Regions from separate parts of the Mus musculus genome. Here region 2 is linked to region 1. The links are chromatin loops, found by intact Hi-C in ENCODE. Cell type or tissue: heart. All regions are shown on one strand. Each heading gives the region's core, and the rest is flanking DNA. Links, peaks and the distances in the headings are about the cores only.

What was found. A loop is a pair of places that touch in the nucleus more often than their neighbours do. Peaks named below come from ENCODE experiments on the same cell type or tissue, not always from the same donor. Only the 100,000 strongest peaks of a DNase experiment are listed, where the experiment ranks them.
Region 2: it touches region 1 in a loop (4-fold over the local background); 2 of 42 quality-filtered maps call a loop at or near these places.

The regions. Positions count from the first base shown.
Region 1 is chr4:98,880,545-98,895,739 of GRCm38, reverse strand. No RefSeq gene overlaps it. Among named protein-coding and RNA genes, the nearest start is that of Usp1, 36 kb to the left of the region's middle. In heart, for the core only: a CTCF peak has its summit at 8,386 (motif pointing right); no DNase peak of the experiment used is centred there.
Region 2 is chr4:98,536,902-98,552,096 of GRCm38, reverse strand. Patj (PATJ, crumbs cell polarity complex component) reads right to left here. Exons shown (of 44, transcript NM_172696.2): 27 at 13,039-13,138. Among named protein-coding and RNA genes, the nearest start is that of Gm40210, 35 kb to the left of the region's middle. In heart, for the core only: a CTCF peak has its summit at 6,518; no DNase peak of the experiment used is centred there.

The DNA of each region.
Region 1 (15,195 bases), core at 7,040-9,539:
CCATACCCTGATACCACCAAGTTCCTGCTTCCCCAGTAGCTGCCAAAAGAAAGAATTTCTATTGCCCCCCCTCCCATAAGTACTTCTCCTTTTGCTTGTATTGCCCTACCCCTCCCACTGATAAGTATCTGTACTTCCCCTTTTGCTTGTGCATTTAAACCTTGGGCCTGACTAATACATTTGGGGCTTTGATGCATTCCAGAACGGTTTCCGATGTCGGTGTCGTTATTCGCACAAGGCCCTTGTCCCTCTCTACCCCCCATTTAGTTCTTAGGAGGAGGTCCCCTCGAGACCCTCGAATAACTGGACCTGCTGGACGGGTCACCCAAGTGCTAGGATTAAAGGCATGCGCCACCACTGCTCGGCTTTGCTCTGACTTTTTAATGTAAGCACTTACAGCTACAAAATTCACTAGAAGCTATTGGTTTGTGTTTAAGTATTTAGTTGACCCCAAGACTTTTTTTTTCCATTTCTTACCTTCATTGATGATGACACATTTATCAGTTGTGCTGTTTAACAGCAGTGAGCGAGTGTCCCTCCTGTTGCTTCTCTTGTTGCTGATTTCTAATTTTGTTCCATTTAGGTTGGATAGAATATAAGGGTTTTTTTTTTTTTTCAGTTTTCTTCTATCTGTTGAGACATTGTATTTAACACATGACCTACTTCTGAGAAAGTTCCATGGGATACAGAGAAAATTGTGTATAACTCAGCATTTGAGCTGAATGCTCTATGGATGTTTGTTAAGTCCATTTTACCTATGAAACCATTTAACTTAGATATCTATCTGCCTTTTTAAAGCAAGAAATTGGGACACTCCATTTATTGAGGGAATTGTGGTACTGAAATCACTCACTATATAAATTGCTAATGCCATCTTGATGGGACATTCCCTTGCCTGGTATGAAGTGTTTTTCTCTATTGTGTCCTATCAGAACATGGTCCACGAATGAAGCTGTGTGAGGAGATGTCTGAGACTATACTGGCTAGTTTTGTGTCAACTTGACACAGGCTGGAGTTATCACAGAGAAAGGAGCTTCAGTTAGGGAAATTCCTCCATGAGATCCAGCTGAAGGCATTTTCTCAATTAGAGATCAAGATGGGAGGTCCCCTTGTGGGTGGTGCCATCTCTGGGCTGGTAGTCTTGGGTTCTATAAAAGAGCAGGCTGAGCAAGCCAGGGGAAGCAAGCCAGTAAAGAACATCCCTCCATGGCTTCTGCATCAGCTCCTGCTTCCTGACCTGCTTGAGTTCCAGTCCTGACTTCCTTGGTGATGAACAGCAGTATGGAAGTGTAAGCTGAATAAACCCTTTCCTCCCCAACTTGCTTCTTGGTCATGATGTTTGTGCAGGAATAGAAACCCTGACTAAGAGAGCTTGTGAGAAAACTAAGTAAACAAGACAAGAGTCTTGTGACCCCTGTTCCTCTGTAACATAGGCTGTTCTGGAATGTGCTTCCATACTGCTCCCAGGTGGAATAAACGAGAGTGGATTTTGCTGTAGATTACTTTCTATTATTCAGAATGATGGTTCCTTCAGCCTGCATACAGTTTAAACTCGTATGAGCTTGCCACGGTGACTGTATACAGCTTGAACTCAAGTGACCTTTAGTCTTATGACTTCCTTTCTGTCTTTCTCTCTCTCCTCCTTTCTCTCTTTCTTCTTTCTTTCTTTTAAAGATTCATTTATTTATTATATGTGAGTACACTGTAGTTGTCTTCAGAAGAGGGCGTCAGATCTCTTTACTGATGGTTGGGAACCACCATGTGGTTGCTGGGATTTGAACTCAGGACCTTCGGGAGAACAGTCAGTGCTCTTCACCGCTGAGCCATCTCTCCAGATCTATGATTTTTCATAACCCTCATAACCTTGAATAAAGAAGGTCCTTGCATGAGAATTTAGTCTGCCTCGTTTTTAGGCTCCACTTTCCCAGATTCACACCACCAAGTAACAAGTGGAGCCCAAACAGGGATTTGAAGTTGACTAGAAGATAAAAGAAGGAGGCGAGTGAGCATAAGGACACAGGAACCAGTGAAAGACTTCCCTATGTCAAGCCTGAACATCGTTTCTTTAAGAAAGGAGGAGCTCAAGTATCAAAATCGCATTAGATTCAAGCTTGCAAGTTGTTTGTGATCATAAACCTTGGTCTCCAAGAGTGGAAACTTTAGATAAAGAAGTATGGGATAAAAATCTGAAAGCCTACAACGATGCTGTTTCTTGTTAAATAAAAAGTGTACAAGGTTCCTTTGAGCCTTATGCTGATCTCATGGGGGAGACTCAGAGATGCTACTGAAAAACAAGTACAAGGGGGAACAAATTGAAGACTTATTGTTAAAATAATTGGATTTTGATAATGCCAATGAAAACAATGCCAAGGATTAATCAAGACTCAGAGAGAGACAGAGAGTGTTATAGACTTTCTAAAGTTATGTATAAATGTGGGGACCTACAAGCACAGAGAAAAATTCTTTGCTTTAGGAGCCTATGCTGTTTAAAGACAGATGTCAGCTAAGTGTTTCAATTTTGGCCAATATGGCCACATTTAAAAAAAAAATCTGCTGGAAACATCGTGGCAAGGCATGCAGAATGGACTCCACAGCCAGCTCATATTTCTTGGTTGCCAAGACAGGAACGTGCAGGGTTTGGGTGAATATTTTAACTGACTCTGCTGTTTATTTATATTCAGATGACAGACAGTTTATTGGGTGGACTAAGTAAGAATCGGTCTTTCAGTCATAATGGGCAGCTTTGGGACCCTGCTTTACACATCCTTACCCAAAATGGGTATAACTAAGGAAGACTGGGGCTTAACTGACTTCATGTATAAACTAGCACATGAAGGATAGAGATTCATTGAGAATGGAAACCGACCTAGCTCAGAGAAGGTGCTGCGGCAGGTAGGTGGCAAATGTAGAAATGGTATCACATAAATAAACATCTGGAGTAACGCCCGAGGGTAGAGTCTAGTAAACAGGAAGTTGGAATGGGTGGGACACGAGCAGCTTGGAGGCAGAAATAAAAGAGAGAGATGAAAGAGAGAGAAAAAAGGAAAACAAAGGCTTAGTGTGCTCCCGCAACTGAATTTCTATGCCTTAAAAATAAAAGGTAAATAAAAAAAATTATTCAAATCCTATTAAAACATCACTGTGATACTGAATTTCTGGCACCTCTGTCTCTAGATAACAGAGAGAAAACCTGCCTAGGAGGAAAACCAGGACCAGCTATGGGGATTGCTGATAAAATGCTGCTCTAAAGGTTGGCTCAGTGAGTTGTCTGTTGCCGAGACTGTAGGAGATTAAACAAGCAATGTAAGTTGCCCTTACATCAAGTGAATGCACAGAATTAAAGGGTTTCCATCCAAAACCAGTAACATTGTGCCAGCTTCAGATTGTAATCAATCTATTCTTTCATTAGGAGCTGCTACTCAAGGAAGAACTGCATCTATGTGAATCCAGGCTAAAAGGCATTTGTGTATCATGTGGATCCTTCACTGCCTTTAACCTTACTACTTCTTTTCCACACTACATTGTCTCCTTCAAGTGTAGTACAAGAGCATAAGCCTTTGGAATGACCTTTTTACACCATAAGGGCATAAGATACCAAGCATTTACATTTGTTTTCTTGCTCAATTAGTGAATCAGGAGAGGACCTGATGTCAACTGTTAATATGGGGTTGCTTATGTATATCATATCATCTCTAAATAGCAATACTTTGACTTCTTGATTTCCAATTTATATCCCCAAGATCTCCTTTAGTTGTCTTATTGCTCTGAATAGAAGCAATATTCAAATACTATATTGAATAGATAGGTAGAGAGTGGGCAGCCTTGTCTTGTCCCTGATTTTAGTGGAATTGCTTTAAGTTTCTCTACAGTTAGCTTGATGTTGGCTATTGGCTTGCTATATATTGCTTTGGTTATGTTTAGGTATGTGTCTTGTATCCCTGATCTCTCTAATACTATAAATATCATGGCTGAAATCATTCAGTTTGAAACAAAGAAAACAATATAAAGAATCAACAAAACCAAGAGCTGGTTCTTTGTCAACAAGATAGATAAAGCCTTATCCAAACTAACCAAAAGACAGGAGGACAGTATCCAAATAAACAGAATCAGAAATGAAAAGGGAGACATAACAACAGACACTGAGGAAATTCAAAGAATCATTGGGTCTTACTTAAAAAGCCTATACTCCACAAAATTAGAAAATCTTAACAAAACGGACAATTTTCTAGACAGATACCACTTACCAAGGTTCAATCAAGATCAGGTAAACTATGTAAATAGCATATAACCTGTACAGAAATGGAAGCAGTCATTAAAAGTCTCCCAACCAAAAAAAGCCAGGACCAGATGGTTTTAGTGCAGATTTTTACCAGACTTTCAAAGAAGAGTTAATACCAACATCCCTCAAACTATTCCATAAAATAGAAACAGAAGGAACATGGCCAAATTCCATCTATGAAGTCACTTCTATGAAGTCAATGATACCTAAACCACAGCAAAACTCAACAAAGAAAGAGAAAATCAGACTTATTTCTCTTATAAACATGATGCCAAAATAGTCAATAAAATACCCACAAACCGAATCCAGGAACACATAAAAACCCAGGAAGCAGGGATGGTTCATATAAACAAACTGAAAGAAAAAAAAAATCACATGATCATTTCATTAGATGCTGAAAAAGCATTTAATCTTACTTTGAATAGTGTGATTGTCTTAATTGTAAATTATGTGTCAATAATGTCAATAATGTTCCCTTCAAGAAGTCCTTATAGTCTATTATTTTATTAAAAAGTCTAGGACAGAACTATTGTCACCTATAAATCCAAGCAGGCCATGGGAAGAAGGGCTGTGGCTGGGTATGATACATGTTCTTGATACATTACTGAAAAGGACAAAATATTTTATTGAATGGTTTATTGTTGTCATCATAGGAATAATCACTATTGCAACAACTGCTACTGTGGTTAGTATAGCACTACGTATATCGATACAAATTCATGACATTGAACAAAAATGACAACAAGATTCCCATAATTTACGGATATCACAGACAAACATTGATGAGCTGTTAGAATCAGATAGAGTTACAACAGACAGTCAACTGGAAGGAGGAATCAGGTCATAATTATGCAGAAACAAATGTCTGTGAGATGTGGTTGAAATTCTACTTGCTGTCTTAGCACCACAGAATTTAATCAGCAAAATTAAACAAGGGAACAGATTAAATATCATTCACAAGATTTGTGAGGGAATTTAAGTTTTGATGATAAACGGTTACAGCAGGAAGTTTTCGATCCATTTTCACATTGCTTCCCAGACGTTTCTTTCAAGGTATAGCTGAAGGGATAGCTAAGTACTAAAGGAATGGCCCCTCATTCCAGGTGGCAGAGTATAATGTATAAGGCTTTTACTGGGCTAATATAATCCAGTGTCTTTATAATTTGCTAACTTATAGGATACATGTGCATCCATTGACAATTAGATTTACCAACAGCATCTCTAATCAAAACCACTCTGGATAAACTGCACTGAAAAAAAGGAAGGGTTGGGGGAGATGTCAGAAGTCACCTCATTTTTAGGCTCTATGCCCCCAGGTTCACAACACCAAATAAAGCAGTAACAACATATGATTAAGTTTGGTTTGAAGTCTATTGTGTCAGAAGTAGAACAACTCCTCCTATTTGATTCCTAGTTGCATTTGCTTGGAACACCATTTTCCAACCAATCACTCTAATGTTGAATCTGTCAGATCCATGTTTTGGAGGCAACAAATAGCTGGATCCTGTTTTATTTATTTATTTATTTATTTATTTATTTATTTATTTATTATTTTTGGTTTTTCAAGACAGGGTTTCTCTGTGTAGCCCTGGCTGTCCTGGAGCTCACTTTGTAGACCAGGCTGGCCTCGAACTCAGAAATCTGCCTGCCTCTGCCTCCCGAGTGCTGGGATTAAAGGCGTGAGCCACCATGCCCACGCCCGGCCCAAAGCAACTCTTATAAAGGACAACATTCAATTGCAGCTGGCTTAGCCGGGCAGTGGTGGCACATGCCTTTAATCCCAGCACTTGGGAGGCAGAGGCAGCGGATTTCTGAGTTCAAGGCCAGCCTGGTCTACAGAGTGAGTCCCAGGACAGCCAAGGCTACACAGAGAAACCCTATCTTGAAAAACCAAAAAACAAACAAACCAATAAACAAACAAACAAACAAAAACTAATTGGGGCTGGCTTACAGTTTAAGAGGTTTAGTCCATTATTATCATGGCAGAAAGTATGGCAGCATCCAGGCAGACACAGTGCTAGGGAAGGAGCCAAGGGTTCTACATCTTGACCCGAAGGCAGGCACAAGGAGACTCTCTTCTGCACTGAGTGGAACTTGAACACTAGGAGGCCTCAAAGCCCAACTACAAAGTGTCATACTTCCTCCAGTAAGGCCACACCTATTCCAACAAGGCCACATCTCCTAATAATGCTGCTTCCCATGGGCCAAGCATATTCAAACCACCACAGCTCTTTCTTTCTTCTTAAGACTTATTCATTTTCGTTTTACATGCATGAGTCCATGTATGCTTCTGAACCACATGTGTGCCTGGTGTTTGCTGAGGTCAGAGAGGGCATTGGATCCCCTAAAGCTGTAGTTACAGGCTGTGGTGAGCCATGATGTAGGTGCTGGGAACCAGACTTGGGCTCTCTGCAAGAGGGGAGTGGTAAGGCATAAGGCAGAGCTGGCCTGTCAAACTGACATTGGGTACTAAAGACAAACAAGGAGTAATTATGAAGGGAGAGATGAATGAACTGGGGGGTATCAATGTAGTCCAGAGCACTTACTCAGTCCAGTGTGGACTTGATATTTCTTCCCATACCTCAGATACCTGCCACACTCTTGTGCAGTTCTTTATAAGCTTGGGTCACCAGTGTAGTTCATGCAATAGGCTCCCTAAGCTGCCAAGTTAGTAGAGATCTTTCAAAAATAGTGCCCAGGGCTTGCAAGTACCCAGAAGCAGGGCTTTTCCAGTCTCTCTCCTGTCCCCTTTGGTCTGCCTGACTGCCCCCCAAACCCTTACCTTTCTGTTTTTTTCCAAAAGAGACAGGGTTTCTCTATGTAGCCCTGGCTGTCATGGAACTCACTCTGTAGACCAGGCTGGCCTTGAACTCAGAAATCCGCCTGCCTCTACCTCCCAAGTGCTGGGATTAAAGGCATGCGCCACCACTGCCTGGTGAACCTCTCTGTCTTAAACCGCGGGTCCCACCTTTTGTAGTTCACACTTCCTCTTACTGGTAGGGAGAGCTCCCCACACCATGCCATTGCCCTGGGACTGACCCAGTTCTTATTCCCTGTGGTGTTGTCACTTCTATTCACACTGGCATTTACTACAGGAGGGATGTGCCCCGTCCTCCGCTTCCCTGGATGGGCGGGTGTCTTCAGCTTACCCCCCCCCCACCCCCCACTGTCCTCCAACTTCTCTCAGTTCATCTCCCCGACTGTTTACTCTCTTACATCCTTGACTTTTGGGGTCCCTGAATGTTTGCAGCTCCGCTGAAAATTCACTCATTCCGCCCCCCAGCCCCGGATTTAGATAGAGAAAGATAGGAATAAAAAATTTTGCCTGTCTATCCACTCACTGTACAAGGCTGTAGGCTTGTTTAGGAAAAGAACCCTGTGTGATTTGTCCTTGTGTATGCGGCGGCAGCATGCACACTAAAATGATTAGGCTCTTCCCTATTCTGACTCTGGAGCTCAAGTCACCTTCAGGACCTCACAGAGGACCCCCCCTCCAATTTTCCTACATGTAAGACACTTATATTTTATTTTATTATTATATTGTTTGCTCTATACTGAGTTTTTTAAAAATGTTTCCATGATATTTGGTGCCTGGCACAAATAATCAATAAAGTTTGAATCCATTTCTTTTTAAGTATTCTAGATCACAGGCTCTTTAAATATGTAAAACCTTTTACATTAATAATTTAAATAGTTAGACTTGAGTAACTAAAATAATCAGGGCTTCTGAGTTAAGAAAAGAGAATATACAGAAGTATTTGATAAATTAATTGGGTATTTAAAGGCCACCTGGAAATTGAAGAAAAAAATTTTGTTGTTGTTGTTTTGGTTTTGGTTTTTTGAGACAGGGTTTCTCTGTATAGCCCTGGCTGTCCTGGAACTCACTTTGTAGACCAGGCTGGCCTCGAACTCAGAAATCCGCCTGCCTCTGCTTCCCGAGTGCTGGGATTAAGGGCGTGTGCCACAACGCCCGGCTGAAGAAAATTAAGGTAAAAAATAAGTTTAATTCAGGGGAAGGATGTCTTCAACAAAGAATGCGATGAAACAATTCAAGAGGACTGCAGCAGGGCCATGAAATATATTTTGTGCCCATGAACAGTAGGTGGCGCTCATATCATAGCACTGACTGGTCCTCAGCCATGGGAAGAGTGACCTGAAAATATCAAAGGATAAAAATGCCAGAGAGGAAACTGAAGACAGGGGACTGCAGCTAAGCTCCGAGGTAGATATGGCAGAAGACACTAGTTTCAGCAACAACGTAAAATTAAAAGCTAAAGGATAGTCCAAACGCCATTCCAGAGCCCTACCTGGGGAGTGCATTCTCTTCTCCCAGTGAGATGGAGTCTGTTCGCGGCTTAAAGAGAGAGAGGTTGTCGCTCAGTTGGTAGCGTGTTTGCCTAGCATCCACAAAAACCTGGGTTTCAATCCTAAACTCCTTAACTGAGCTGGGGGTGCATGCTCTAATTTCACCAGATAGAAGGAGGGGGATCAGAAGTTGGAGGTCACCCTTGACTACATGGCCAATTCCAGGCCAGTATGGGTTATATACCCAGAAACAGAAGAGAGTAGCAGAGAAAAGCCACATAGGTGACAGAGGGGACAGAGCCTAGGGAAAACCTTCTCTTTCTGACCAAGGCCAAGAAGCCACTTTAAAAAGATACCTGCAGAGCCAGTTGCTTTGAAACCAGAAAAAGCAAAAGGTCTTTTCTTTTTGTCTGCATGATGGTACACTGAAATCTGGTCTGCAGAAAACCTGTAGATAATTGGGGGAAACTGAGCCAGACCCCTCAGCATTCAGTGAGACAAAAATCTGGACTGAGCTGTAGTCTGGAGTGGGCCACACAGGCACCAGTTTTGCACATGTGCCTAAACCCTGCACAGCACGTCTCTTTGAAAAACCTCCCAGGTGGGTGGCGCCATCACACAAGAGAGACCACGAACTGCTGCAAAGCTCTGTCCTTCCTTCCCTTGTATTCCTCAAGATATGGAACGTCAGATTAGTGGACCAGCTTTGGGTTTTTGTTTTTGTTTTTTTCTACTTCATTTTTTCTTCTATCTGATGGGGTTTCCCAAAGAACCTAGGATAGGGAGTTTGGGGTCTCCCTGTCTCAGCCTCACTGACTGCTCTTCCAGAGGTCCTGAGTTCAATTCCAGCAACCACATGGTGGCTCACAACCATCTGTAATGGGATGCCCTGGTGTGTCTGAAGAAGGCTACAATGCACTCATATACATAAAATAAATAATAATTTTTGTTTTAAAAAGTCCCATCTATGGGAGAAAAAAATGCCCATTCAAACATAGGAGACATTTAGCACACCAATTCAACAAGATCAGGAAAAAAAACTTCACTATGTCATATTATAATTGAAACTGTAAGACTCTGGGGAGCCTGAGCTCCCTGGGGACCCCCTGAGTAAACCACGTGGAGCCAGGATTGATGCAAAAAGCAAGAGGAATTTATTGTCCCAGTGCACTGGGGTCTTCCCAGACCCAAAGGAGAGGCAGTGACCCCCAGCACCCATTTGGCAAGTTTTTATATGGTTTCCAGGGGCAGAATAGCGCATCAGCAACTAGGCACAATGTGATTGGTGAAACAGTGCACTCTTTAACCTGGGAGGGGCAAGTGTTTCAGGACCTTCCCAAAGTTCCTAAGCTGACCTTTTTTTTCTCTTCTCCTCTCCTCTCCTCTCCTCTTCTCCCTCTCCCTCTCCCTCTCCCTCTCCCTCTCCCTCTCCCTCTCCCTCTCCCTCTCCCTCTCCCTCTCCCTCTCCCTCTCCCTCTCCCTCTCCCTCTCCCTCTCCCTCTCCCTCTCCCTCTCCCTCTCCCTCTCCCTCTCCCTCTCCCTCTCCCTCTCCCTCCTCTCTTCTCTCTCCTCTTCTCTTTTCTTTTTTTCTTTTTTTGTTTTGTTTTTCGAGACAGGGTTTCCTTGTGTTCCCCTAGCTGTCCTGGAACTCACGCTGTAGACCAGGCTGGCCTCGAACTCAGAAATCCGCCTGCCTCTGCCTCCCAAGTGCTGGGATTAAAGGCGTGCGCCATCACTGCCCAGCTAGCTGACCTTTTCAAAACACTAAATATATAGAAAAAGCAAGTATACCAAAAAGTAAGAGAGACACAGAGTCACATAGGAGGACAAACCTGTGAGAATAACAAACTTCTCAGTGGAAATTCAATGAGACAATGTATTTTAAACTCAAAACCACCTCCAACCAAGAGGACAGTATCCAGTTTCTCATAATTGAAGAGGAAAGGAAAGCTAAAGGAATTCTCAGGATCAGTAGCCAGCAGTAGAAAAACTGCTCAAAGGACGGAATCCTCATCGCCAAAGCAAACACATCCATGAGGCCCCAGGAGGAACAAACCACACTAGAGCAGGAGACTGGGAAGGAGAAGAGAGCCACACAGCACACAAACAACAAACAGAAACGAACGGACGACCTTCAAGGATAACGCTGAAAGCGTTTCTTTGCTTCTTTTTAGTGCAGAGAACAGTTTAGCATGGGTTCATGCGTGCTACACAAGTACCTACAGTCTTAGCCTATAATGGAACATTACTGATCTCAATTGTCCAATCAAAAAGCACAGATCAGCAGACTAGATTTAAACATTGGATCTGCCTATTGTTATCTATAAGAAATACAACCCAGGGCTTAGCAATTAAGAACACTCACTGGCTGTTCTTCCAGAGGACAGAGGTTTAATTCCCAGCACCCACGTGGCAGCTCACAACTATTTATAACTCCAGCTTTATGGGACAACAACGCACAGAAAAAAATTTTTAAAAAAAGAGCCCTGTATTGGTGGCACATGTCTTTAATCTCAGCACTCAGGAGGCAATGGCAGGCACGTTTGAAGCTAGCCTGATCTACAGAGGGAGATCAGGACAGCCATGGCTACACAGAGAAACCCTGTGCTGGGGAGTGGGGGTGGGATGCGAAATACAACTCACTGACAAGAAACCCAACATAAGTTTTGGGGTGAGAATATGAAAAAGTATATAATGCTACTAAAAAAGCAGGAAGAGTAGCAAGTCTGATACGTGACAAAATAAACTTTAAAGCGAAATTAGAATTTAAAAAGGCTAGTATGTATTGTTTAAGGAAATCACCAAAAGGTCACTACAGTTTGAGTCATCTATGCATGGAACATGAATATGCAAATAAGACAAACTCATAATCAATAGATGGAAATTAATAACTATCATGACAGAGTGTAATAAAATGGAAGCAAAAAGGAAAATACAAATAATGAAGAGTTAATTTTTCAAAAACATAAATGAGATTGGCTAACCCCTAGCCAAACCATCCAAATGAAGGAGAAAAATGATCCAAGTTAATAAAATTAAATATGTAAGAGGAGATAGTACAACAGACACAATGGAATCCAGCGACTGTTACTCCTAACAAGGAGGTACTTTGAAACCCTGTATTCTGATCAGCTGAAGAATCTAGAAGAAGTAGTAAAGTTCCAGGTACATGTTATTTGTTAAAGTTAAACAAGCTATAAGTAATTTAAATCAATCCAATACATAGCAAGCAATGAGGCTGGAGACATAATAAGCCTTCAACTAATTAATAGAAAGTTCAGGCCAATTCACAGCTGAATTTTACTAGATGCTTAAAGAAGAATGCTAATACTTCCAAATTGTTGCATAAAGCAGAAGAGACATTGCCAAACTGTAGCCGTCCAGTGGCCGTGGAGAACTGGGTTTACCTGAAAGGGGGCTGGAAATGAAAGAGGTGGGAGGCGGGGAGAGAAGAATGAAGCCAAGATAAAGGCTCTGATCGAGGCTTTAATATTCAGCACTTCATTTATAGCGAGAGCCCACAGACCCATCCTTTGTTTCAGCGGGATTACATTGCAAAGCAATGTCGGTCGGCGGGGCAGTCTATTCTAAGTTCCTGTAGGAAGCTGCACGTGCAGCCAAGGTGTATGACCCCACCTAGGTCGTAAAGCTCATTGTGTCAAGCAAGCAAGGTCTGCTCAACCTGCTCAAGGCTGGGAAGGGCACACCAAACTCTGTACAAAGTCAGAATTATATGGATTCCAAAATTAGAATAAGAAAAAAATACCAAAAAGAAGGAGGAAGAGGAGAAGAGAGAGAGAGAGAGAGAGAGAGAGAGAGAGAGAGAGAAAGGAAGGAAGGAAGGAAGGAAGGAAGGAAGGAAGGAAGGAAGGAAGGAAGGAAGGGTACGCCAATTTTCCTGACTATTGCTACTGTCAGAAACAACGGAAGAAGCTCCTGTCTGCGGTGGGCAACAGTCAATGCAAAGGCTCGTAGCCTGTCAAACTACTGAGATTACGTGACTATTGAGTGCTCATCACCAACCATGAAATCTTTGTCACTTCCCTTCCTCTGAGGTTCAGGGAACACAAAGTAAAGGGTGGGGGATCAACAAAGGAGGTGGGGAAAATACTGTGAAATATTATATTCTGCACATGACACCATGTTTGCAACCATGAACTCACAGTAGTTGTGGCTAGCTGCACAGGACCTGTAAAAGATGGGGCCCATCAACATTCCATCAGGAGGGGGAGGGCCTCATCAGGCCCCACCCCTCTGGGAGGAGCTATATACTGGTGTAGCCACTGGTGGTCGGTTGCTCTTGCTCAATAAATATTTCTGTGTCACCAGGCAGTGGTGGCACACGCCTGTAATCCCAGCACTTGGAAGCAGAAGCAGGCGGATTTCTGAGTTTGAGGCCAGCCTGGTCTACAGAGTGAGTTCCAGGACAGCCAGGGCTACACAGAGAAACCCTGTCTTGAAAAAAAGAAAAAAAAAAGTCTCTGTGTCATTCAGGGAGGGAAGGAAGGGGAAGAAAAGTATTGGGGGAGGGGGGGAGCCTGGGAAGAAAGGACTTGCAGGAAGGGCTAGAGGGATAAGAGAGAATAATGCAGGGGAGAAATATGACCAAGATACATAGGTATGAAATTGTGAAAGGAAAAAAAAAAACTCAAAGAACTAAACACCAAAAACAAACAAGCAAACCCTAACCAACTGAACAACCCAAGCAATAAATGGGCTAATGAAGTGAACAAACACCTCTTAAACATGAAGTACAGATGACCAATAGACATATGAAAAAAATGTTTGGTGTCCTTAGACATTTGGGAAACACAAATTAAAACCACACTGAGACTTCATCTCCCGCAGCCAGAATGACTCCCATTAGAAAAACAAACAATGAATGTGGTGAGGATGTGGGGAAGTGGACACGCTTACTCTTACTACCATGCGACAGCTGTATCCCTTTGGTCTCTATCTCTCAAAGACTGTAAGTCAATACAAGCAGTGATCACCATGTTTATTGAGGTGCTGTTCATAGTAGCCGGGTTATGGATCATCCTAGGTGTTCATCAATAGATGAACCAATAAAGAAAATGTGGTCCATAATCATGACCAAGTCTTATTCAGTCTAAAAGGAGAAGTAAATTATATTATTGTATATACGAACTATGTGAATATATATTTCTGCAGTGCGAGACCATAGTGAAATAAGTCAAACAGAAAAGTGAATACTACATGTTTTTATGTATAAATATTATATACATAGATATGTATATTACAGTAGAGCAGAGAGGAAAATGGTGAAAGAGACTAGTGGAGGAGAGGAGGAAGGAAAAACTAAGGAGGGGAATGGAGGGGGTGAATATATTCAATATACACAATATACTTAGAAGAAACTGTCCTTATTGGAAACCCAACACTATATGCAATGGCTATATGCTCAAACCCCAGGTGTCCTGTAAACCTTACATTTCTTTTCTCTCTGTGCCCTGGCACAAAGCTTTTAAGTCTCTGGGCTTTGAACATATCTTCACCAATGTTCCAGAAGGAAGTTCTCCACAAAGTCTCAAAAACTCCTCAAAATGAATGTTCCTCTCTTCTGCTTCCTGTGCATCTCCTAACTTCTTACTCTCTATGGTTTTTTCCTATGTCCAGTCCCTATCAGCTGGTTGCTTGCTCTGCCTATTGACCTACGGTGGACTTCATTTAATCCTGTTTACAATCAGCAGTAAGCTTTTAGATTAAATGTGACTGCTAGGGCTGAGCTACACCATAACCAGAAATAGGTTTTTTTCCAGTAAATAACACAATCTTGGGGTTCACTGTGCAATCAAATATCCTGCAACAGAAAGAATGGGAAAAGTATGGCATCATTTTAAATCCAGAGTCCCCATTTGTTTATTTGATCTTAAGATACAGTTGCTGGAACTTTCTGGGCAAAAGCACCCACCCTTCTCGTCCCCTTTGTGGTGAGTGAGCAGAGATTACTGTAAGGCTTGTAAAGTAAGGGCTATGGATATCAGCAGGTGTACTGGCTGGTTTTGTGTGGCATCTTGACAGAGGCTGGAGTTATCAAAGAGAAAGGAGCTTCAGGTGAGGAAATGCCTCCATGAGATCCAGCTGTAAGGCATTTTTTTTCCATTAGTGATCAAGGGCCTCTTGTGGGTGGTGTCATCCCTGGTCTGGTAGTCTTGGGTTCTATAAAAAAGTAAGCTGAGCAAGCCAGAGGAAGCAAGCCAGTAAGGAACATTCCTCCATGGCCTCTGCATCAGCTCCTGCTTCCTGGCCTGCTTGAGTTCCAGTCCTGACTTCCTTTGGTGATGAACAGCAGTATGGAAGTGTAAGCTGAATAAACCCTTTCCTCCCCAACTTGCTTCATGATCATGATGTTTGTGCAGGAATAGAAACCCTGACTAAGGCACCAGGACAGCAATAAAAGCATCTTCTCAGGGGCTGGAGAGATGTCTCAGTGGTTCAAAAACATTTGCTGCTGTTGCAGAAGACCTGAGTTCTATTCCCAGCTTATAACTACATGGTGGCTCATAACAGTCATTAACTCCAATTCCAGTTGAAGTTGGACTTTGATGGCTTCTTTTGACCCCAGGCATGCACTTGCTGCACATAATACA
Region 2 (15,195 bases), core at 5,277-7,776, 340 kb after region 1:
CTGGACCTCCGAGGAAGACGTGAGCAACGCAGTCAAGGGCAAAGCAGGCCAAGAAACAGCTGTTTGACACCAACCTAACATCTTTCAGGGGCAATTCTTAACTCCAATGTATAATGATAACTGAGCTACAGTCGCCTCAAATAAATCTATCTCATGTAGTACTTCCATAGTCTCTCCTAGATATGAGGAACTCAGGAGGCTGGGAGGGACTAAGAGAATGGCTCAAAAATATGTTCTCGAGGACAGGCCTGTGTCTCAACCTAAGCCATGGATTCTTCTCTCTTTCTTTCTCTCTTTCTCTTTCTCTTTCTCTTTCTCTCCCTCTCTCTCTCTCTCCCTCTCTCTCTCTCTAACAAAAAGTTGCCTGAAGCTATTACAGCCAAGCTTTTCCTGCCTGGTGAGACAGTATTGACAGCTATCTCCCTCAGAAGACAGGCACTTAATTGGAACCAGGTCCCCAAAGCATCAACTTGACATTGAACGCATACAACTAACTAATCTAGGACTGTCACCTTCAGATGTTGGGGATGGGTCACTGACTATATTTTACCCACCCAGGAATGTCATCTTGGTTCAAACGTTAGTGGAATTCTACAGGACTAGCACCACCCATAGTCAGGCATGGAGGTGCTCACAGGACAAAGACCCGCTGCCTGGTTCGAAGGGCACCTGCATATGGGGAAGGCCTGTGTCCAGCCTCTCAAGAGTGAAATTCTGAGAGCTTCGGGGGAGCTAGAGCTATCTGATCCCCTAAATCTCTAGGTCTGAAACTTGAGTGCTCAGCTTCATCAACAAAGCCAAGGAAGAAGACCTTGGTGTTGGGGTTTGGATTTGGACCCAAACCCAGCTCTGCCAGTAGCAGTTAAGAACTTAGGGCTGCTTTGATGAGCCTTACTAGAGTGTCTCATATGTAAAGTGAAAACCATAGCAATTCTGAACTTGGATTGCTGGTGATTGTGTAAAGAAACACTCCCAAGCATGTCTGATAGTGGCCCTACTTCCCTCCTGGAATTCACTCTCTTTTTACAATGCTGGGCCCCACATCTGTGGATTATCTGTGCTAATCTCACCCACAGTCTGCAGGTGGTCACACTTTCTTGTTCTCCTTACCTGGTATCTGTTCCTGGGCTAGCGAGCTACTTAGCTTCCTCCATGTTTTGACTTTGCCTTCATGAAACTTCATAAAACAGAAGTGAAATGTCCCACTGCCTATGGAGGGTGATGGGCCACCCTTTGAGAACTATTCTGTTCATTGATAGATTCTGGAACTTCTGATTTAGAATTTAAAAATGCATAAAATGCATACAGGGAGACTAAAGACAAATTCAACTCTTACTACTGGGAAAAGCAAAACCTAGAGAACTAATCTCAGACTACCGCTGCAAGCCACAGACACTTTGCTCACAAGGGAAGTGGTAATTAAACTTAAGAACAGGTTCTGTTGCTATGCAATCCAGATTATCTACCTGCTACAATGTCACTTGTTAAAGAACAATCAAAACAAGGGACTAAATAACTTACAAGTTATTAAACATACAACACAGCACCTGACACTGAGGAAGGAAAGCAATGAACATGAAAAGGAGATTTCAGCAGCTCTACACGCCAGAGTAACAGTCGCAACTGACACAGAAGACAGGCATTCTTTTATAGACATATCAAAACTTTTCCAAGTCTGGTTTTCATGTCTGAAATTCCCACTTGTGAGAGGGAGTGCTACAAATTCCACCTGGGCTAAATAGTAAGTTCCAGGCTGGCATGGGCTACACAGCGAGACACTGTATCAAAACCAAAATGAGCCTGGCGGTGGTGGTGGTTCACACCATTAGTCCCAGGATTCAGGGAGGCAGAGGTGGGTGCATCTTTGCTTTTGAGGCCAGTCTGTTCTACAGAGTGTGTTCCAGTACAGCCAGGGCTACACAAAGAAACCCTGTCTTGAAAAACAAAACCAAAAGAAAAAAAAGAAACGAAGAAGCATCTTAGTGTTCCAGTTATAGCCATCAGATGCCAATCTCCCGTTTATTTTTGTAAATTATAAGATTGTTGCTTCTGAAATTGTGATGGCTCCCACTCCCAGGATACACCCACATCTGTACTGGATTTGTTAAGATTCACGGTAGCAGATACTATAGGATACTGAGCACCCGAAGAAGACATAAGAACTACTGAGCTAAGAGCCAAATGAGATCCAAGACACCATGAATAAAATACTAATGACAACAAAGCATGGAAATAAGAAATGACTCGAAGTACAAGCTTTCCAACTTTTGCCTAAATGTTCACGAAGCCACCAACTTACCCATTTCCATGCAGCTAACATCAGGAGACTTGCTACCTCTTCCCTAAGCGCACTAATTTTTCCGTGAAGGGAGAGACATTTGCTGGCGCTGAGAGGGAGGTCTGGCTGGTGCTGCTCTGAGCCTCACACAGCGAAGCACACCCATCAGCTCATGGCATGCCTCCATTGCTGTAATTTTCCCAATTCAGTCTTACTACCTTGAATGGGAACCTTCAATATTTAAATGTAAAGTGCTGAAGAATGCCATGAATGCTTTTCATGGATGTTTTACCTATAAATTAAGACCAGTAATTTATAAATTTACGTGAGAAACTATAAAGAAAATAAAGCATATGAAGCACTTAGCAAAGTATACAGAAAACCTTTTGAAAGGGGAGAAAGGAAAACTAGGAATTATATTGCAGTGTTCTAACACACAGGCTCACTGGGTGAGCTACAACTCTAATCTCCAGTTCAGAAATCGCTTTAGCTTGTCTCAGGATACAGGGTGAGAGCACCCTTCTTGGTTCAGTTTCTCTCCTTTCTGTCCCACTGGCCACAGATGCAGCGCTTCTTGGCTCTTAATGGACTTTCAGTTCCCTCTGTTGTTCTCTCTTTCCCTCCCTTCCCTTCTTTCCTCCTCAAATGCCCCCATGTCCAGCTTCTCTGTCTCAATGTATAGCCCAGCCTGCTCTCAAAATCACAAGACTCTTCCAAATGCTGCACTGATAAGCATGCACACTTTTCACACAGTCTGGCTCACAGGGACTCTAATTTAGACAGGATCATAATAGAGTCTGTCATGCTTATGTCTGTTTAAGATACCAACAACCTGCCCACTCCATGAAAACTAATATTAACTGAGGGCATAAACAATGGACACAGTATGTGACTATGACATTAGACATACTTTGGAATTAGGGGCTGGAGAGAGTGCTTACTGCTCTTGCAGAGGACCCAGGTTTGGTTCCTAGACCTAAATCAGGTAACTCACAACCTCTTAAGACTCTAGATCTATGCTCCATGGGTAGTTGTAGGTACATGGTACGTATAAACTAATGAAGGCACACACACACACATATGCACAATAGACATATGTACATACATAGGTACACAAGTAGGTAGGTAGATAAGATGTAAAAAGACAGAAGATTTTTTTTTTAATATTGAAGCTATTTGCTATAAGATCTTGAGTAGTTAACCCTGAGTAGAAGGATTTGGATATATTACATGCAGCACACACATGCTCCATGACAGCTCACATTTATAGTTGGTCTCAGTTCTAAAACTGAGTTCATATATTATTGTGATTAAATGCAAAGAATATGAAAATTCCTAATGAACGCATCCATGCAATGCAGTTTCCAGAAACTGAGACTCTTACCATGGCTTTGAAGCATAAACAATGGCAACTTCATGGCAGTGAGGAGATTTAAATGTACTTATAATTTGGATTGATTTCAAACAAACAAACAAACAAACAAACCCCAAAACATGAGAACTAAAATACAAACACACTGAACCAACGACTTAAGGAGTCTGGAGTGAAGCAGGCCGATCCACCAGGTTCTTGGTCATCCCCATAGTTTCTTGTCAATGCAAGTTTGACAAGATTGTCAAACAATCATTTGACAATGACAGCTATCAGAAAGCAATTCCAACTGCATAAGAGAAACAAATCCAATGAAGGCCGTCATCCCTCTGGGGAATGTGTGACACACATGTTTAACAGTTCAGATATTTCCTGGAAACTAAATGTACAGATTGGATAATAGGTTATGCAGGACCTTCATTAAAATGCCCAGAAGTGATGTTACAGAAAAGAGCAAGTTTGTACTCAGTTATCGTGAAAGAAGAGCCAGGAGTAAGGTGTGCTTGCCTAAATTGAGACTGCTCCATGTGTCCTGTAAGTGCAGGAGAAAACCTAATTTGAGTCATTCTACTGAAAATGAAAAGAAAGTCACGCTGCATCAGACTCTGAGTAAACTGACCCGTAGATAAAGGGACTCATGAAGACTCTTATTGGTTCTAAATATTGTACATTTTAACCAGAAAAGAAGGAGCTCTGGTTCTAACATATCAACATTTTAAAAGTCACACAGATGCTCTTACTACTGAGAGTCTCCTACTGTCAACTGAGCAGTAATTTTCAGAGCATATGTTTAACAAGGAAGTGGCTGGTGATGCTTGCAGAAGCTGAGCCCCCCAACCTAACGACTCAAAGGTGCAGGCTCAGATGGTGGAGACTGAGAGCCAGTCCCAATGATCAAATACTCTTTTAGGGACTATTTACAGGTTAGGAAAAGCAGCTTTCTGTGTGCTGCTCCGATTCCTTAGTGATACACTGCTTTCACCTACATCCAAAATGCTGATTTCTCAGCTTTAGAATTAATCAGAATTCCTTCATTCTAATGTAAATACCTTTCTCCTTTCATCACAGTGAAGCCACAAATAATGCTAATAAATGCCCAGGAGATGCGCTTCTCAATCATCACGGTGAAAGGCAAGCATGCTGCATGCACGGGGTGTTAAAGATTTGGGTGCAGAAACTCCTAACGCATTCTTGACAGTCTGATAAAGTGCCGTATTTTCTAAAAGCCCTCTAAGGCTGCCTCCAGCTAAAGGTGCTGTGAGGATTCCAGCATGCGTCCACCTTGCTCATGCCCAAGAGCCCCTACCCTCTCACTTCAGAGAGATGCCTTAGCTTACTCCTGTTTAGATCATTAAACGGCATGCTACTCTGCACCAACATTAAAGCAGCATTTGACTGCATGTAGCAAGACCTGCAGCTCTCGTCAGCAGCGGAAGCCTTACCTGGGAAGCCCCCGTGGACCATGCTGCAGGACTGCTCTCTTCAGGGTTGCTGCATTCCTGACAGGAAGATGCTGGAAGCAGCTCCACTCTCTCCAACTCTGTCCTCTCTTCCCACGACCTTGGGCCTCTATTCTTTTTCCCTCCGATTTTATTCTTTTAAAGGGCAACCTGCCATTCTGTTCCTACCATGGGAAACAATCACTGAAGCTCATTTCAATCTCTCCCTCAAGCTAAGAGTCACATCTGCCAGTAGGTGAGAGCTGCCTGCAAGGTCTGCCGGCAAAAATCCCTGGTTCTCCAGTCAGATCCTTGGATGCTGCAGGCTGCTGCTGGCCCTGACGCTCGGTCACCCTGCATACTTAGGGACTGCATGCTGCAGGCTGTGACACCAGCCACCCTGTGCACACAGGAAAGACAGCTCTATTTCAGAGCAGGCGGCAATACAAACACAACTATTTATTTTGTGGCCAGCTTCTATTGATAACATGTTAATGTCCCATTTTCCTGCTGAGAGGCAGTGCTTCGGGGGACAGCATCTTTCCCATGCAAATTAAAGGCAGCTATGGATTTAAGCTTGCCCCCAGTTCAGAAGAGTCACCAACATTTCTCTTCCTTATTGCTTCCAGCACAAAATCAGGTTTGCCACAAAGCAATCAGTCCACTATAATGCCTTAGTTATGACTCACTAGTGTCTCTGACACTTTAAATACAATTCAGCTTTGGGATGAAAACTTAAATGGGAACAAAAGTAATTCATAGAAACTGTTTAAAAAAAAAAAAAAAAGCTAAACCCACTTCACCTGCCCCACCTTGCCCAGCCCAGCCCAGCTCAGCTCAGTACACCTAACCCACATATGGCAATGTGCAAAGATGTCTGTCCTTTACATTACAAGCCAAATCTATCAGTCACTTCAGTGTTGTCCAGCCTTTCTGTATAAACTATAGGTAAAACAATCATTACTGCATCATAAGCCAAGCAGCGAAAGAGTCAGGAACACACAAGGCAATTTAAATGTAGCTTAAAGCTGCTCAACAATTCCACTGTAAAGTGTGTACTTCTGTTAAATTCACCTGAACTACAGCAAGGGCTGAAGCTTAAAACACGGTCACAGTTCAAGAAAGCTAAAAGAGGAAACCAGTATTACCAGCTTCTAATCATATAGCTAGGGTATAAACATTACTTATTTCACTTAATTATAAATAGGACAAGTCCATAAAAGGGCAATTAACTATGTAAGACATAAGGAAAGCCATTCTATAAAACTAAAAAAATTAATCTTAACCAGTACTCTTATATTTTGCATTATCAAAAATAAAAAGGGTTTATGTAGCAAAAGCTGGGTGCTACTCATGCTGCCTGCTATTGGCAGTGAGTGAGCATTCTCCAAGCTCCATGCTTGGTCAGTAAGTACTGTTGGCTACACTGACATCTATTGGTGAGGCAGAGATCTACCTGAATGCACAGGGCACTATGGGGGATATGACTGCACAAAAGACCTCTGTCCTCTGTTCACGGAGGTAAGCACTGGGTGCAGAGCTTAAAAGTGACACCTGGGTCTACCTTTGCTTCATCAGCACCCTGTTTTGTGATATGGGGCAAATTAATGACTCTTGGTCTCAGGATTCTCAGCCACAGAATTTGACAAGCCTCAGGTGCGATTTGCAACACTGAAATACCACACACCCCCGGCACACACACACACACACACACACACACACCCTTACAGAAGACAAGTGACTTTCTTTCCGTTCTCTGGAGCAGCATGCTACTTGATTTCCACTCCTTTAATGGAGACCTGTTTACAACGTTATCTATCTCTTACATGCATAGTATTTAATTCATACCTTGTTATGATTTAAATATCTGTGTTAATTACAACTGTACATAACAAATGCAGAAGTCAGTGATTTTAATACCTTTAAAGAGTTGCAGTGGTTTGAATGGGGAGTGCCCCCCATAGGCTCAGGTATTGGTTCCCAGTTAGTGGTGCTGTCTGGGGAGGTTACCAAACCCTTGCTAGAGGAAGCCTTGAACTGAGGGCAGGCTTTGAGAGTTTATGGCCACACTGGACTTTTAGTTCACGCTCTCTGTTCTCAGCTTCCTGGGATTAACCCATGCTTTCCTTCTGGTTATCTGCTCTCTTTCTCTGGAACCAAAAGCCAAACACACTCTTTCTTCCCAAGTAGCTTATGTTCATTACAATGTATCAATTTTAGAACAAGCCTCAACATTCCAGGAAGCCATGCGCCATCTAACCACATGTAGCCCATGGAGACTGGAGGTGTTGATGTGTCTCTTCCCACGCAGACAGCCCTACAACAGTCAGTCAGTCAAGACAGTGGCACAGGGCACAGCTCTACACAGCATGGGCACTGGAAGGTAGAGTTCTCTACTCTCTTCTATCTTCCACAATTTCCAAACTTTCATTTACAAGTCAAAAGAATTTTAAGTTCTCATATTAACTAACAGTATATTTCACTCAGGATCTGGATTAAAACCATGTTACTTTTCTGGACTGCTTTAGTGATCCAAAGCCCAGGTGTGAGGCAAATGCGCAGCCGCTGGCTATCCTAGCTGTTTTACACTTCTGACTGCAGTGCCCCTGTGCTTTCTAACTGTTCTATCATTAGGAAATGTATAACCTTTTCTTAGTGGACAATACTGACAAGGGGTGGGCGTGTGTGTGTGTGTGTGTGTGTGTACATGCATAAGGTATGTCTGCATATGGTAGCCAAAAGAATTTTAGATTTACAATCGTTGGGACAGACAACTGCATCATCCGTTTCTGTCCTTATGTTTTGGGAAGAGTGTGGGGACTGAGCTCTCTGTCCTGCTAGCTTCCTCGGATGAGGGCACTAGTAAATGCCCCGATAGTCTTCCAAACCTGACACGGATTTTGTTTGTCTGAGACAAGTTTTTCATCCCTGCATGAAAACAGAAGAATTTCCTGCAAAACTATTTTTAAACACCAAAAGTGCATGTACTTGGTTTTATATATGCACATTAAGAACTTTTGAGGACATCTGATATGGAACAACTAACTGCTGATAAGCAACCTTTGGGGACCAGTTTAACAAAGGCACATCGAGTATTAACTACAGAGGCGGCAGCTGTACAGCTCTTACAGAGTGTCAATGGTGTATCTGAGTTCTAGTACACTAAGTTTTTATCAGTTTTCGCTTCTACACTTATAAAATATTTGAACTCTCAGTAACAGTTTTGTTAATAAACTTCATTTCCATAAGCCCAGCATTCAAGAGGCTGAGACAAGAGAATCAGGAGTTCAAGATCAGCCTGACCTACATAATAAGACTATTTCAGCAAAACAGAGCAAATCAAAAATGAAACAACAAAATACAAACAGGAATTGAGGCACAGCATGAAGCTGTAGTGTCTGATAATCTAGGTTGTATAATCTGCATAAACCAGGTCACCATGTGAGGTTATCAGTATGTTTCACAACTGTAATACAGTGCTAGGTAAGTATTCAAGTAAATAACACATAACTGGTGCCAAGCAGAGACTAGAGAAGCCACATAAATACATTATAGCCCATAACCAACCCAGGAAAGGGAAAACCAAGATGAAAATGCAAACCACAAAGACAATTCTATCCTGGAATGATCATATCAGGAAAGGGAAGAATTCCCACCAGGATAGGATGGGGCTGCGTTTATAGCTCTGAAAGCTAGGTAACAAGAAGCAGCCCAAGAGCAGTTCATTGTATGTTTCTAGCAGCTAGGCTGCCCTTGCCAGCCAGCAGCTGGGGTGAGGTGGGTGTAAGCAAGCACAGAAAAGAGTCAGGCTGCTAGGCGAGATGCTACGGCACTGCAGGGCTATACCCAGAGACAAAGGGAACAGGGACTGTGAGGGGGAGAGAGTTACCTTTCCTCAGAGTTGAGAGCCCTAATTGGTTACCCTGAAATTGTATTCATACAAGCAACACTAACTGGATTCAGAAGGCTATATTTATATTTATGCCTACATAGATATGTAACAATAACAATAAAAAAGGAGGTGATGATTTTGAGAGGGAAAGAAGACAATGAAGGGAAGGAAGGAATGATGTAATTATATTGTAATCTTTAAAAAGTGAAAGTGAGTACACAGACACTGGACAGATGCTGAAGCCAGCAGGAAAGGGCCCCTGTGCAGCAACACAGCTCTCGGCCAGCCCTACTGTCCCACTGGGGTCAGAGACCCTCCGTCACACACATCTCCACTATTGAAATTCAATGTACCCACCAAAAAATAGGTTCTGTAGCCACTCACCTCCTGGAACATAAGAGAGTTTAGTAAGGAAGACAGATAGATATTAATCTAACAGTTCCACTGAAAGCTATACTATGCTAAGTGCTATAAAACAGTAGGTAAAGGACATGGGCTTTAGCCCATATTACTGGGCTAAAGAATCAGGTGCAGCTTCCAAAGGTGACAAGGAGTGAAATAAGAGGTCTAACAGCCTTCTGAATATCTAATGGGAATGCATTCGAAGCTTCAAGAAGAAATACGCTACATACTCTGTCCTCAACAAACCTTGGCCTGCCAGCATGTTGCTGTAACTATGTTCACTGGCTAGTTTTATGTCAACCTGACACAAGCTAGAGTCATCAGAGAGGAGGGAACCTCAATTGAGAAAATGCCTCCTTAAGATTTGGCTATATTTTCTTACTTAGTGGGGGAGGCCCCAGCCTGTTGTGGGTATTACCAACCCTGGGCTGGTGGTCCTGGCGTGGTAATACCCACCCTGGGCAAGCCACGGAGACCACGTGAGTCAGCAGCACCCCTCATGGCCTTTACATCCGCCTCTGCTTCCAGGTTCCTGCTCTGCATGGCTTCCCGCCCTCACTGCTTCTGATGAGTTGTTAGAACTGAGATTGAAATAACTCCTTTCTCCCCAAGTTCCTTTGGTCGTGGTGTTCCATCACAGCAACAGTAACCCTCACTAAGACACTATGGGATGGAGAATGAGGGCAGGGAATAAACATGCATCTGTCTTACTTGTCATGAAGGAAAATAATAAACACCAGTTTCAGGTCGGGGAGGGGAGATAGGAGACAGTAGGGGCTTAAACCAAAACTGAGACTAGAAACTACAGGGTCAGCCTTGGGCAGGGCTTAGCATTTCATTTTGTTGCAAGGATTTAAAAGGCCTGTGGGAAAAATTAGGACATCTTTCTCACAGCCAAAAGCAAATCTGAGTGGGAGACAGAGAAGTGAAGGCCAGAAACAGACCCAGACGTCACTATGGAATCAGTAAGCAACCCAAGTCCTTGGTGTTTCTGGAACCCTGACAAACCATGGTTTTCAGTCTTGGTACCTAAGGCTGTCCCACACTGTTCAGTTTGCTTTCTGGTGACCTGATCACAGACCTTTAAAGCTAAGTGAAAAAAAAAAAAAAAAAAAAAAAAAAACATTTCCTCTTAAAAGTTGACTTTCCCAAGCATTTTCTCAGAGGGATGGACAGCTGACTCACACAGTTAAGATGTTGCTACATGGCACAGTCTCAGTGTTTTTCAACTATCTGAAGACTGCATGAGCTACGCATGCCTAGATCCTTGTCCCAAGGATCCTATCTTAGGCTCTGAACCATTCTACTTAACATGGTCTTATACAATGCACTGGTTTTTCTCATACTACCTTTAGTATCTTATTTTCTATTTAATTTTTACTCCCACTGTACTCTACTCCATGCTAATTATTATCAAATGAGCTGATTGCTCGTCCTATCTCTCCTTCATTCGAATGTCAGCCAACGAGAAGAACATTCCCTGCCACTTTCCCACTACATCTCGACAGAATTCACCCACTATAGCATCGATTCAGTAAACCTTACCTCCACCAAGTCCAGAACTAACCAACCAATAAAGCCATCTAGTGGGCTTTGCAGCCTTGTGTATGTCACGTCTGTGAACTTTCTTATAAATCAGCACTGCCATCAGGTGAACTGAAGACACACACTTGCAGCTACAGACCTGGGCAAAGTTATTGAAGATATTTCATAAATGAAATATATTTTACTGGGACAGTAAGAATGAGATAAACAGTAACCTGATTGACTTTTAGTTTAGGGAGATGAGCCATATAATAAATTAAATTAGTAAGAGTTACAGAACAAAGAGAAAACCTATGAGATCTATTCTAAAGAGAGCACAGAAGGCCAGAGGCTTAGGTTGCAGGTATGCTGTGTGACTATCCTGCACTTCTGGAGATCAACAGAGCAATCAGTGGTGCATAGGATGGGAGAGGTGTAAACACTGAGAATGACAAACATCACAGACAAAGGAATGGAGAGAAGAGTCTTAGAGAAATGGATTTGCTGGAGAAACCACGAAATAGAAGTTTCTGTAGTAAAGAGAAATGACAAGTCTTTCGACACTTAATGTAAATCAGTGTCTCTTGTTCTCACGGCTATGTGCCTGTGGGTGTGTGGCATACATGACTTGGGGAAGAGGATGCTGTCCCTCATATCTTACAGCATGGAAGTGTGGTGAGAGAGAAGTCCACACCACTTTGTACCTTTGTCTGGACAGTAGGCATTTTATGCAGCAGCGAGGCTCTTCACAGCGCGGGTGTGCAAACCCCATTCCTACTATTTATTAGCTGTATGATATCGGACACACTCCTTAACGTCTCTGAGCTCCAGTTTCTCTGCTCATATGAAGCAGAGTACTGTAGGATATCCAGTCCCTTGTTGATAAGCAAAGTGAGCATTGTAATCGGAGTGTTAGCATCTGTATGGGAACAAACGTGAGCTCACCCATCAGTACCTGCACCAGTGGCTCTCCACAAGAGGAGCCTCATCTGTCACTGCAGCACTGTGTCCCCACCTATGCTGGTAACTGCACCAAGGAAAAAGGAGCTGTTTCTTCACTTCACAGCTTGATAACATTTCTGCACAGCAGACTGCACTCAATCAAGCTTTGTTAACTACTGAAAACAAAGCAAGACAAAGGGCTCTATAGAGACACAGTATACACCAAACTTCCATGGAGTCAATTTGACACTCAGTTTTTTTATATTTCATTTCTACTTATTCTACTTATAAAAATAACAAAGTAAACTTAGTAATCATAATTAGCAACAGGAATAGCAAAGCCTTTTAGAGATGCACTATGTGGCTTGTTGAAATTTCTTCCTTCATCTAGTCCTCACTATCAGCACATGAAGTATTGACTGACCACTCTTAGAGAAGAGGCCACACTTAAGGTCATATGCTAACGAGTGCTACAGCCTGCTTTCAACTCTCAATTTTTACATCAAAATACTTTCCTATATTGAAGTAAGAAAAATATCTTAAGAAAGATGTAACATGCATATACATATCAAAGGGCACAAAACTCATCCTTGAAAATGCTCATGCGACTGCATTTTGTACAAACTGCACGGCACTGTCACTAGTTACTTTTCAAACCACTTCCATATCCCACAGAAGAGACTGCATTGATAGCAACCAGGCTTAGCTGTACATACTCTACAAGCAAAGGGAAATGTGACTTCCTAAACCTCTACCCAAAGGTACAGCTGATTCAACTACTGCAAAATAAAATCACGAAACAAGTTCCCAACGCCTCTGTAAGACATGGTGACTGCCTGTGCTGTCAGCATTCCTTCAAGGCTAAGTATCCAGAACTGCCACCTATGCCCAACTCAGATGCTTAGGGTTAAAACCCAATACTCAGGGCTCAGCATTTTTGTTTCAAAGGCAATTAGTAAAATTGAAGCATCATATAACATAGCTTTCTTAAGTGCCCTTTGCTAACTTCAAATAGAAAAGCTTAGGAAATAAAAGCCACAGGAGTTTCGAAGATAAAATACTTTATTTTTAACACATGCTCGTGCACATTTTTGAAGACGTGGCCCTATACTTGTGATTCACAATAGGCATGGCGGCATGATTATTTAATAAACTCTGCATCTACCCTAGATAATGCAAAGGAACTCACTGTCGGTCAGCGCACAGTCTTCTTCACTTCCCTCCATGTCTGCAGATGGAGCTCTGTAGGGCGGGGGCAGCTTCATTGGAGGTGGAGCTGTTCCGTGCCTCTGAAGGTCAAAAGTCAAGAAGAAGGGACACTGTTTGTATACAATCCTCTCCAATGACAAGAAAGGTAATCTGAAAATAGTCTGGATGCAGGTGTCTTTGACGATAACAAGAGTAGTATAAAATAAATATAATTTATTTCCACCACCACCTGTTATTTTATAAAAGTAATTTTATGTTAATACAACAATGCACCAAAGAATTCAAAAGCACAGCTTTGAAGGGCACAGCCCTTCCCAGAAGAACACATCCCCTTCCCTTAAGAAAGGAAGCCATGTACATTCTCCTTCTACCATGAAACTCAGCCCTTTGCATCGAGGATCCTCAAAATAAGCATAAAGGTAACAATAACCCCACGTACCAACTTTACAATTATTCAGGTGGTTTTTATTATAAGAATTAGAGATTATTTTATAAAATCTGAAATACCAGATTTTCTAGGTGGCAAACTGCTCTTCTATAGTTTATAGATAGTCATACACATTTAATGTTAAAAGGGAAGTGGTTATAATGAATAATTATTTCTGCATAAAGGTGCTCTGAATTTATATAGCAAATAACATAGTTTGAATCATAATATGTAACTCTTACAGATAATTAAAGTGAAACAAAATTCCATTGTTAAAATTACCTTCACAGAATGAAGATACATTCTTGAATGAAAGAACAATTGAAACATGCCAAAGTTTACAGAGACGCCAGCTGCTGCAGGTAGGAGCCGAGGTGTTCAAACCCTTCACAAACACCCACATGACTAGATTGGGATTTGTCTTCCTACAGGACTTCAGTAAAGTGAGTTCAATTATGCTTTATCTGACAAAGCCACTAATGTAAGATTTATCTCTGCTGAGTGGACGCTGGCCCATTACAGACGAGTCATGCAGTGAATTCCTTGGGAAGAGAAGGCACTTTCTGGGAGCCATAAAGGCAAGCACACCCACATCTTGAGTACAATGTCTAATGAAATCAATGACTCTATGTGTGGGAAATACAAAATATCAAAACACAAGTGTGGTGAAGTCAAGTGTCGAAACATTCACTAAGAAGCAACCGAGAAGGTGACAGCTGTATTCTTTAAGTGAAACAGGTGAGTGAAAGAAAAAAAAAAAATCCCATGACACGCACCCCCCCAATAACCCCTTCTTTTCTCAGGTCCAAGCCATTCAATGTCAAACATGATTGTTCAAACGAGGTCAGGGGCTGAAAGTCCTACTGAGAGCTAAGAATTCCAGCTAATTCAATTATATTCTGTCAGCACTCTTGAGAGAAGAACACAAAATAAGTATGTCTTAATCCAGGCTGACCCGGGACCCACCATCTTTCTGCTTAACTCTGGAATTAAGTGTGTATCATGCCCAGTCCCCTGGGGCACTGTCCTGCTGCACTTTAAAGAAGGGTGTGCACACAGCCAAGCTGTCCAGTGATGGAGAAGGCTGGAGCTCCCAATGATGAAATAGGTCAGGAGATGGCAGCTCCACAGACACAAGTCACGCTGAGTGGCAGCTCAGCTTCATCCCAAGCACATGGTGACCCTTCCTGCACATTTGCTGGGTGTCTAATAACTGATTTTAACTATGCTGCCGCTTGAAAGACAGAATTTTACCAAGTGACCGTGATGTAAGCAATTCTTTTTATTTGCTTCTTGGAGATACAGTCTAGCTCGGGCTGGCCTCTAATTTTATATGTGGCCAAGGATGACCCTGAACCCCATCTCCCAAGTTCTGGGTTTCAAGCATGTGCCACCTTAGCCACTGATCATGGTTGTCACTTGATAGCAGTGCATACAGACTGTATGTGGGAGAGAGGGAAATTGTCAGTCTTATAACAGCAATGTTACAGCTTTCTTGTCCTGGAAGACATGACTAATTTTCTGTCTAAACTGGAACGTTACCTACATGATTCTCTGTTCCTTGAAGCATGCTCACCATCTCTTGTCGTCCTCGATAGTGAGTTTAATAAATACTTGGCATCTGCACATTTTGCATAGTTTTATGAATACTGTTTTTATTATTTTTTCCTAAAATATGTACAGACAGTTTTAGAAATCCCAGTGAGATGC